4 separate regions of the Mus musculus genome follow, and all the other regions are linked to region 3. A link is a loop called in an ENCODE intact Hi-C map of the cell type or tissue named here. Cell type or tissue: heart. All regions are shown on one strand. Region 1 has its middle 31 kb from the start of Gm32947. Region 2 has its middle 35 kb from the start of Gm51618. Region 3 overlaps Tram2 (translocating chain-associating membrane protein 2). Region 4 overlaps Tram2 (translocating chain-associating membrane protein 2).

What was found. Peaks named below come from ENCODE experiments on the same cell type or tissue, not always from the same donor. Only the 100,000 strongest peaks of a DNase experiment are listed, where the experiment ranks them.
Region 1: it touches region 3 in a loop (2.4-fold over the local background); 3 of 42 quality-filtered maps call a loop at or near these places.
Region 2: it touches region 3 in a loop (2.2-fold over the local background); 5 of 42 quality-filtered maps call a loop at or near these places.
Region 4: it touches region 3 in a loop (2.9-fold over the local background); 7 of 42 quality-filtered maps call a loop at or near these places.

What each region holds. Positions count from the first base shown.
Region 1 is chr1:21,160,576-21,163,075 of GRCm38, reverse strand. No RefSeq gene overlaps it. Among named protein-coding and RNA genes, the nearest start is that of Gm32947, 31 kb to the left of the region's middle. In heart, a CTCF peak has its summit at 1,060 (motif pointing right); no DNase peak of the experiment used is centred here; H3K27me3 peaks cover 487 bases.
Region 2 is chr1:20,993,084-20,995,583 of GRCm38, reverse strand. No RefSeq gene overlaps it. Among named protein-coding and RNA genes, the nearest start is that of Gm51618, 35 kb to the right of the region's middle. In heart, a CTCF peak has its summit at 959; a DNase peak (open chromatin) is centred at 43.
Region 3 is chr1:21,073,532-21,076,031 of GRCm38, reverse strand. The region is part of intron 1 of Tram2 (translocating chain-associating membrane protein 2); the gene reads left to right. Among named protein-coding and RNA genes, the nearest start is that of Tram2, 4.4 kb to the left of the region's middle. In heart, a CTCF peak has its summit at 1,550; no DNase peak of the experiment used is centred here; H3K4me3 peaks cover 510 bases; H3K27ac peaks cover 2,438 bases.
Region 4 is chr1:21,013,288-21,015,787 of GRCm38, reverse strand. It overlaps Tram2 (translocating chain-associating membrane protein 2), which reads left to right. Exons shown (of 11, transcript NM_177409.3): 3 at 2,277-2,386. Among named protein-coding and RNA genes, the nearest start is that of Gm51618, 55 kb to the right of the region's middle. In heart, no CTCF peak of the experiment used is centred here; a DNase peak (open chromatin) is centred at 1,107.

The DNA.
Region 1 (2,500 bases), 87 kb before region 3:
TCCCCAGCTCTCTCGCTGACCAGTTCAGCTCATTTCTTTCCAGAGGGCAAGGAAGGAGCCCAGCCACAGCGGGGCGCGCTGGAGGCTAATCCGGAAACCCTCTTACAGAAACCGGCTCCCTCTGCTCCCTTTCTTTGCCTGGGAACCCCAGAAGTCGCTCAGAGCCTGGGGATTGAGAAGGACCAAATACCCAGCTGAAAGGTAGGAGGAGCTACTGGAGGGAGGGTTAGAGTGGCCTAGACGGCTTTGAGGAACAGCCCTCTTGACCCTCCAGGTCTGTCCATCCGCCCTTTCAACCAGACGGCTCCAGAATCGTGCCAAATCCAATCAGGTAATCCTGCAGCTCTGAGATGCCTCTGGTCCTCTCGGTTCCTGCTGCTGATCGCATGTTGGACCTCCACTCTCTAGCCTCAGTCCCGGAAGGCGGGTAGCCTAGACTTTTCATGCGGATTCCTGGTGGGTCAGTATTGGGGGCTGCTTACTGTCATGTGTTCCTGACATATAGCTGATCCAGGTGGTTCTCCTCCACCCACAAAGCCACTCAACCACCCCTCCGAGCATTCTAAGGTGCCATCTCCAGCCAAGGACAGCTTGGTTCTGGGTTCCTGAGCACTTTATGTTGAATTTAATAGACACAGAGGACATGAACCCTGGTAGTCCAAAGCCCTCTGGCAAATCAAGCACAACACCTCGCCTCAAGGGCCTGCTCTAAATTTGCTGGGGGGCCACTTGTCTCAGGACACTGTCATTTGTCACACCATACTCCTCGTTGGGTTTTACCAAACTGAAAAAGAGACAAGGGTAGGACAAAATTTTAAGTAACCAAAACAAACATCTGAAAATCAAGGGAAACAAAAAGACACGAAAAATGCCCAATAAAGAAAAAAAAAAGCAAAATTTGCAAAGGAAAAACAAAACAAAGAGATAAAAGACAAACTGGAGAGAACAGGTCAAATGATATAAATCTAATGTCAGTTTTAGTATATTTGCATGGAATTTTTACTTGGACCTCCAGAATCAAACATGTTCTCTCGTTCAATGGTATTTTCCACAAAGAGACAGCAGGGGGCGCTAGAGGTCAACGCTTCATTGAGCATGGTGCTGCCTTAGCCTTTCTGAGGTCTTCCTGGAAGTCTGTGCAAAAAAATGGGCGTGATTTCTTCACTACATCCTGTTTAAAGACTACAACTTTCCTGAAATGTTGTTACAGGATATAAGATGGAACTTTTAAGTAGAGCAGTGGAGAATGACCGGAACAAGGTCTGCCTGACCTGTCCTCATCCAGCCATTTTGACTCAAAGTGGACTTCTGCCAAGGCTGTGGGACCTTTGATGCTAACAGTGGGGATAAAGATTTTCTCAGGATGGAGACCATTCCAATAAGGCAGCAATAATGGGATGGGAACAGCTGATGATAATGAGCATCTTTTGCGTGCTGGCCACCACTTTAAGTATTTTATAGATATCCGCTGTCACCTTCACAGCCATCCACTGAGGTAGGTACCCCAACATCCCCATAGTATGGAGGAAGGAACAAGCGACTTGCCTTAGATCATACAAAGCAGCATCAGATGCTTAGGAAGAGCAGCACATGCTGACTCGTGTTCATTCTGAGTTTGTCATGTGTAGCTCTACACTTTCTTATAAAGGAAAACACTGAGTGACTGTTGTAGGAAATACATAGTAGAAAACAAGCATTAGGAAATATACAGTATTTGCTATTGTTATTAATACAGTTATATGTATCTTCTGGGAGTTTAATATCTAGCTAAGGAGTTTAGCATAATTAATAATACAAGAGAGGCACCAAATGGATGAGTTAATCAGTCAGTCAATCAAACCAAGAAATAATAGCTGCCCATCAGCATTGTAGTGAAGGAAAAGATGTGCAGAGAGTGTCAGACCCAGGTCATAGCTCGCTCAGTGTAGCGACTGCTTAAAATCTTATAGGAGAAGCCTCTGTGGCATTAACAGCAAGCGATTTCTGACTCTAAGTGGCTGAGATAACTGTTACATTCTGAATGTTTCATTGCATGGATTAGACACATTAGATAATTTCCACGTGACAGGGGGCATCAAATCCACCCAGCTTGAACACACTAATAATAACCTCTGAGTTACCAATAATGTGTTGGTGCAGCATTAGGGAACGAAATCAAAACACTTTGGATTGTTATCATCTAGATTTTATTTCTGCACTTCAGGCCCCCTGTATCTTCATTCCTCTTGTCTGTGTGTTGATTGAGTTTGAATCCGTGCCTGCCTGAAGGCTGTCTTGTGAGGCTGTCCTGGTGTCTGTCCATCTGTGTGAATGTGTCTGTCTGGGACTGTGTGAATGTGTCTGTCTGGGACTGTGTGAATGTGTGCCAATCTGAGAGCTCCTGTTCCTAACAAAGTGTTTTACTATGTATGCGTTGAACGTCACAGAAAGCATCACATGGTGAAGGAAGGAGGGAACTCTTCAACAGAGTTTACACAGGATTAAGTCACTGACGCCAGCT
Region 2 (2,500 bases), 80 kb after region 3:
ATGCTTGGGGGGTGCTCAGGAGATGTGTGCAGTTACAGGTGGCAGTTAGCCAAAGGAAACCTCCAGGGGGGGTAAAAATCACCCAGAGAGAGAGAGAGTGGAGCTGGCAGCATCAAGCCTTGGTGCAGATGGCTTTCTGTCCTGCTCTGCACAGCATGCCACATGATATCCAGCCGTTAGCTCAGCCCATTTCTCATCTGCCCTGTGGGGGTTCCCCTCACCTCCAGATATGGTGACTGGTGATGGTATTACAATCATGGTGCAAACAAACCTATATATAATTTTTGAGACAGGTTTGTTTTGTTTTGTTTTGTTTTGTTTTGTTTTGTTTTGTTTTGTTTTACATAGCTCTGGCTGACCTGTTAACTGGCTTTTTAGTCCAGGCTTGCCTCAAATGGCAATTCAGCCTTAGGCCACCTGAGAGCATGGATTGCAGGTGTGTACCAGCATGCCCACCTTTAAATCAGTTGTTCTGTATTTGCTTTTGAGATGAGGATCTTAAAATATATAGTCCTGGCTGGCCTCAACTGTGTTCCAGAGTAGATTGTCCTTGGACTTGGACAGTCTTCCTACCAGGTGCCAGGATAGTAGATGTGCACAGCCATACCTGGCTAAACTGATCTTAATGGACATGCGTGTGCTTGTGTTCCAAAAGGATTAAAAAGCCACATACCCAGGGGTCCTTGGAAACAAGAGAGAAATCGTCTTTACCTGTTTTTTTGTTGTTGTTGTTGTTCGTTTGTTTGTTTTGGTTTTGGTTTTTGTTTTGGTTTTTCGAGACAGGGTTTCTCTGTGCAGCCCTGGCTGTCCTGGACCTCACTCTGTAGACCAAGCTGGCCTCGAACTCAGAAATTCACCTGTCTCTGCCTCCCAAGTGCTGGGATTCCCAAGTGTACTGAAAGCCCGTTGACACAAGTGAAACCCCTAAATTAGACAGTATGTCCAAGGCCTCCTACTGGTGTATTTGGGGTACACATCCTGGATGGAATAGTGGCTCTTGGCCAGAGGCTCACCACCACCAAGCCTGTCTTTACCCAAAAGGCAGCTTTTTGTTTTTTTCCTGCCCTGAAACAATGACCCTTCCTTATCAGTCTTGGACACTTCCTTCAGTTAAGTCTGATAGCTGTGGCTAGCTACCCGTATGCTGCTGACCCTGCAGACGATTGGCAGTGCTCATTCTGATTCCGTTCTCCGGTGACTTATTTGAAAGAGCAGTCATCTCTTAGTATTGCTCTCAGTACAGGTATCACTTAGCTATCATTTGCCACCTGAGCCCAGGCTTCAAGATGCATGCCAGTTGTGACAGTATCCTACAGTACTTGATGGCACCTCATGGCTGCATGCTCCTCCAGGGTCTCAGAGAAGAGTGAGATCCACTCTGACTTTGGAGTGAAAAGTGAGGATGATGTTTCCACAGAAATGCCCTTCAGCCTTGGTCTACGAGATGCCTTTCATACCTTGTCAGGGCTTAGCAGGTCTTCTCAGTCTTGGATCAGTTTGGAAGGTGCAAGATGAGGCATGGGAAGGAAGCCAACTTTACATACGACCACTTTCTCCTTGACACTACAGTGAGCAAATAGAAAGGTCTATCTATATGGTATCTGGTGGGAAAGATACGAAATATGTGGTCAGGACTGAGGTCCCAGGGTGTGGTGGCTTCAGAAGGTCCCCAAAGGCTCATATATCTGAATGCTTGGTCATTAGGCAATAGCCATGCCTGAGAGGGATTAGGAGGTGTGGCCTAGTTCAAGAAAGTATCACTTAGGCTGGCTGGGCTTTGAGGTTTCAGAAGCCCAAACCAAGCCCAGTGGCTCACTCATTCTCTTCCTGCTGCCGTGGATTCAGAGGTAGAACACTTCAGCTCCTTCTCCAGCACCTTGTCTGCCTGTGTGCAGCTATTCTCCCCACCATGACAGCACTGGACTAAACCTCTGAAATTGTAAGTAAGCCCCAGTTAAATGCTTTTCTTTATAAGTGTTGCCACTGGCATGGTGTTTCTTCAGAGCAATAGAATGCTGACAGAGGGCATGAGTGCTGCTGCTTCTAAGGGGATGAAAAAAAAATTAAAGAGAACATCTCTATCTCAGCAAAAACCCAAAGCTATTGGAAAAAGACTGAGAAGTGTTTCCATGTGCTACTGACCATAGTTATCTGTGAAAGATTGACAGGAGCAGCCCTTAGCATCTTGGAATTTTCATCGTCTAAGGGAGGCAGCAATAGTTTAAGATTAGAAAATACAGAATCCTGGGTTGGGGAGGGGCTCTCAGGATACTCTGGGTACTGTCACTCAACTTGCCCAAGTTTAAACTTTAGATAGATAGATAGATAGATAGATAGATAGATAGATAGATAGATAGATAGTTAGTTTGGTGTGTGTGGTGCTTTGAATATGCTTGCCCCCATAGGCGGTGGTACTGTTAGGAGGTGTGGCCTTGTTGGAGGAACTGTGTCACTGTGGGGGGTGGGCTTTAGTGTTCCACCCAGTGTGGAAGAGTCAGTC
Region 3 (2,500 bases):
TCCTTCTTAACCCTGCTTGGGGGGGGGGGGGAGGTGGTGCAGGGGCTCTGTTTTTTTTCTCCACAGTTTGGACTTTCTTAGGTGGAGTGTGGTTCTTCAGGGTGTGGGTGGCCAGTTAGGATGTGTGCATAAGTCAGATTTGAAAGTAGCCATCCCCTCCTCCCTCTTCCCCTTCGCCGGCTTTCCAGTGCCTGGTGCCACGTTTCCAACTGAAACAGGCAGGGGAAGAGGAAAACTCTTTCATTTAGCAACTGGAGAATAAGAAACAGGGGGTGGCTGGAGGAAAGGAAGCAATTTCAGTATCACCTTTAAAATGTCATCTTGAGGCAGAAACTAGTTTCTTCTTCCGTTTCTGCAGCTGCAGAGAAATGTTTCTGAGATTCTGAGGGTCATTTGCAGGTTTGTATTTAGTGTTTATAGAGACCATGATGACGATGGAAGTGTTCTGGAGCCAGGGGAGTTTGAGGATAGGGGCTGGTTTGGGCTTTTTGGACATTGTTTCTGAAGCAGGTGTGGAAGATAGCCCCCTTTTCCAGGAACTACTTTCTTCCCTGTTCCTGACCCCATGACATCAGGAAGAAAGAGTTGGAGCATATACAGTGGAAACCCATTGCATATGTCATACGTGCTTGGACTGAGGGGCCTGTGGCAACCAGTTCTGTTTCTTGATGCTAGGTGCAAAGATAACTTTATGCACCGTGAAAAGATTCTTCTGTTGTATTAATAGAAGTGCATACACAGCATATAGAAACGCCCGTGGATGCCAGCTAATTTTTACTAACTTCTAGTGCACTTCTAAGGATGTTACTTTGTCAGCTTTTGAAATTCCTGACTCTACCCCTGGAGCTTGAGACACGGCCTGCTGAGGATGCTAGGGGACCCCAGAGGGGTCCCTCATTCCCATGGGTGAACTCCTCCTGAATGTGGCACTCGGTGACTTGAACGACAGGACAGACATTTGGAGTTTGAGTCTCTCTTGCTCAAGACTCCAGTTTAACCCCACTCTGTGGGATTATTCTCTTACTTGGTGGAAAGTGAAAGATGGTAATAGTTGGTGGAGCTTTGACTCCATGTCCAGGATGAAGACCCAGCATGGGGATGCTTTATTGATTGGTGCTCCACACAGTCACACTGAGAACTGTTGCTTCTTTTACCGGTCTGGGCATCTGCTTTCTGTCTCTGTATCCCCTCATTGAGTGCCCTGGTTGTATGTCATTTAGGGATGAGTGCCTATGTCATTTAAGATGAGTACCTTTCTCCTAAATTCCACAGCACTAGCCTTATACTGTCCAAATGACCGTCTCTGATTCCTCTAATCCCCCATTGCCCCAAGGATTCTGTGGCATACTTCTCTCAGATGTTTGTCTTGTTAGAACACATAGGGTGGGTAGCGAGGGTCTTGATGCCATCCCCTGTCAGCTCTGGGGCAGTAGAGATGACAAGGGAACAGCCCTGAAAGCTAAATAGGTGTCGCTTCTCTTGCTGGCTCTGTTGTTGTCTGAGCCCTTCAGTGGCTTATTTCCCAGGCGCGCTAGCTATCCAGGCTGGTCACAGCAGAGCGCCCCAGTCCTGGCTGTTTGTGGAATAACATGAGTTGCTATGGTGAAAGCTTCACTCTGGCAGGCATGAACTCCTTTTTGATCTGCTTCGATGTGGGCAGGGGCCCCAGAACTCATTCCATGGCATAGCTGATGTACCTCTCATTCCCACCCTGATAAAGTGATGAAGCCAGATGTCTGATAAGAATGGATTAGAATCCCCACAGGCCAGAAATGCTTTCTAACCAGCCTGTGTGCTGTTAGCTTGCTTTGGTGGGAAACTTTACTGATGCTATCTCTTAACCTTCTTATGCAGTGCTGAGTATCTGGTATCCATTGGTACCTAATGGTTAAAGGAAGGAGGGGCGGGGTAGGGGGCATCGAAACTATGGGTAGGGCTACTGAACAGTCCTCCTTGTTTCATGGGCGGGCCTTTATCCTTTAGGCACTGTGCTCCCTTGCCCTGATTTACCTCTGCTGTCTCAGATGCTCTGCTGTGGAGGAGAACCAAACCTAAAGACACAGTTGGTTAGTGTTGTGGTCTGTGTGGTTTAAAGAGCTTTGCAAGGGATTCCTCTGAATAGTGTATGATCAAGTAGCTTTTCTTGCTTTTGAACAGAGGGAATGGAGCCGGATTGTGAGTTGGGGGTGCCAAGGCCTCTGGGGTCCTCCGGTGAGTTTGTTGGAGGCCAGGGTTAGGAGGGGAGGCTGCCACGTGGCCTCTTGATGTCTTTTTTCATTTATCTGGAGGAATTGGCAGCATTTTACATCTGTGAAATGTTTTACTGGCCTCACCCTGTAATCGGGATGGTTTATGGGGGCCGTCATACCCATCCAGAAGCCTGGCTTCTAGAGGAGAGATTTGGCCAATGACCATCCACTCAGCGTTAGAGTCAGAGCCAAAAATAAGAATCCAGCAGTGTCTGGCTCCCATTTAGAACGCAGCTCTGATGCCCCCACAA
Region 4 (2,500 bases), 60 kb after region 3:
TAACAACAATTTTCTTTTAATTTAATGGTAGCTATCCTAGTGGAAAAGCTGTTGTGATATTCATTTCCTGATGCTCAACAATGTCAGACACGGTTTCCTAGGGCTGTCAGCATGCATGTACCACCAGACTGGGCTTATTTCATTAATTTTAAACTGCTCTCACTTGGTTGAGTCTGGGTCCCATTTTACCTTGTGTTGATTTTGACGATGAAACCCTGTATGTGTGTACTTCTTCTGTGATTCCAAACTGTGCCCTAGTTTTGTCCCCTTTGTCCCTCCTTTGTGAGGAAGGCAGGGAAACAGAACCTAGTCCTGCAGGTAGTCGCACCTCCTGCCTGGCTTTTGGGACCTGAGGTTCCTCAGCTGGATCCCAGGGTGGCTTTCTGACAGCGTCCTTACCTATAGGCCTGTTCCTGTTCACTGCTGCTGAGTACATTTTTCATAATGCAAGTTTTGACACTTGGCTGTTTAATTCAAGCTCTTGGGTGGTTCTACACATCCCTCAAGATAAAGAGCACACACTTCAGTGGCACATAGGCCACCCATGACAGCCCTGTCATTTACCTAAACCTTGATCACCTGCCCTGAGCCCTGAGCCTGGAATGCTCATACAACTGTATGTATGTATGTATGTATATGTGTGTGTGTATGTATGTATGTATGTATGTATGTATACATGCATGCATGCCTGTACCCTACACCTTAGCCACAGCTCATCCTTGCCTGCTGCAGCCTCTGCCTGCCTTTTGGCAGTGGAGCCTGTCTGAAATGTAACTTCCATTTTTCAACCCCCAGTTGGATTTGGCCCCCGAAAGGCAGAGACTTAACATTAGCTCAGTGCCTCTCACTGAGTAGGTATTTGTAGAGAGGCAGAGGGAGATAGAAAAGTAAAAGTGTGAAATTTTCTACTTCATGTCTCTGATCTAGACACTGCCCTCTGTCAGTCACGTTCTCCCCATCCAGGGTGGCCGAAGTTAGCAGGAACTCCCATGGTGACCCAGTTCAGCATTGCTTCTTTCTCTGGCCACCCTGAAACAAACTGACCCGGCCTACCTTCTGGTAAATACATCCCAGCAGAGATGACTCATTCGTGTGACTCAGGCTCAGCCGCACAGCTGGAAGGGCAGCCAGCACGTCTTCTGGGGAGGGCGTGACAGAGCCAGAGCCCCAGGCGAGCAACTGTGTGCCAACCAGCTTCCTCCAGTTCTGGTGCCTGCACACTGGAGCAAGGCATTAAGCTGGCCTTCCCCAGCCTGTATGGTTGAATGGGACTCAGAGCTGGGGACAGGAGGCAGAGCCAGGGGGATTGCCACATGTTAGAGATCTACACGTGTAAAAACAATACAATTCTTCTGCCTGACTTAATATTATTATATAATAATCCATCATTTGCTAAAGGCCCACTGTGATTTTAAATGTTGTGTTGTAGACTTCATCCTGTTTAATCTTCACAGTAGCTCAGCAGCACAAGTAATAGCAAATATATAAGTATATACCACACACACACACACACACACACACACGATATGCCATACTCTTGCTGCATTAGCTACCTTTCGAATTGCAGTGCCAAAAGCAAACAAACACCTGACAATGTCAGGTTAAAGAAGAGAGGGTCTACTTGGGCTCAAGTCCTACCATGGTGGGGATGGCGTGGCACAGGAGCCTGAAGCGGTTGCTTTCATTGTATCTGCAGTAGGGAAGTGCTCAGCCTTCTCTCTTTAGGGAGGGTCTTCCTATTCTGTTAAACACTTCTGGAAACACCTTTCTAGACAGACCCAGAAGTGTGCTTCCATGGTGGTTTTAAACTCAAGTCAGGTTGTCAGGATCATCCCACGGAACTTAACATGGCTTCATGTATTTTCTGTGACACAGAAGCTCTTAGCCATACTTCAGAGGTAGCAGCCTGAGGTTCAGAAGGAAACCTTACATAGAGAAGTGCCTCACAGTGCCATGGGAAGTAAAGGGCAGAACTATGACCTAGAAGAGGAAACTGAGGCCCAGAGACATTAGTCATTTACTCAAAGACATATGTACATATGTGATCTACAACCACGTACACATGGTGATAAGAACTTAGGCCCTCCCCATGGGTGCTTCCCAAGGACCAAGTGTAGAGGTGAGGCAGGATGCCGGGGCGGAAGCTTCCTTCTGCGAGAGGCTGCAGCAGATGAGGACCACTTGAGAATACACTGTGGTTTCCATCTTTTTCCCCTGTGGGGTCTTATAGCATCTCATGCCTGGGGGATGCTGACCAGATCCTTTTTACCCCACAGACAGTGAGACAGTGCACTACCACTATGGCCCAAAGGACCTGGTCACCATCTTGTTCTACGTCGTCATCACCATCATCTTCCATGCTGTGGTCCAGGAGTACATCTTAGACGTAAGTGACATCTTAGACGTAAGTGACCGGTTTGGATTCTGAGGTCAGAAGCTGCTGACCCATTAGGATGGCCACCCTCTTCCTTGGAGGAAACCACAGCTCTGATCCATTCTG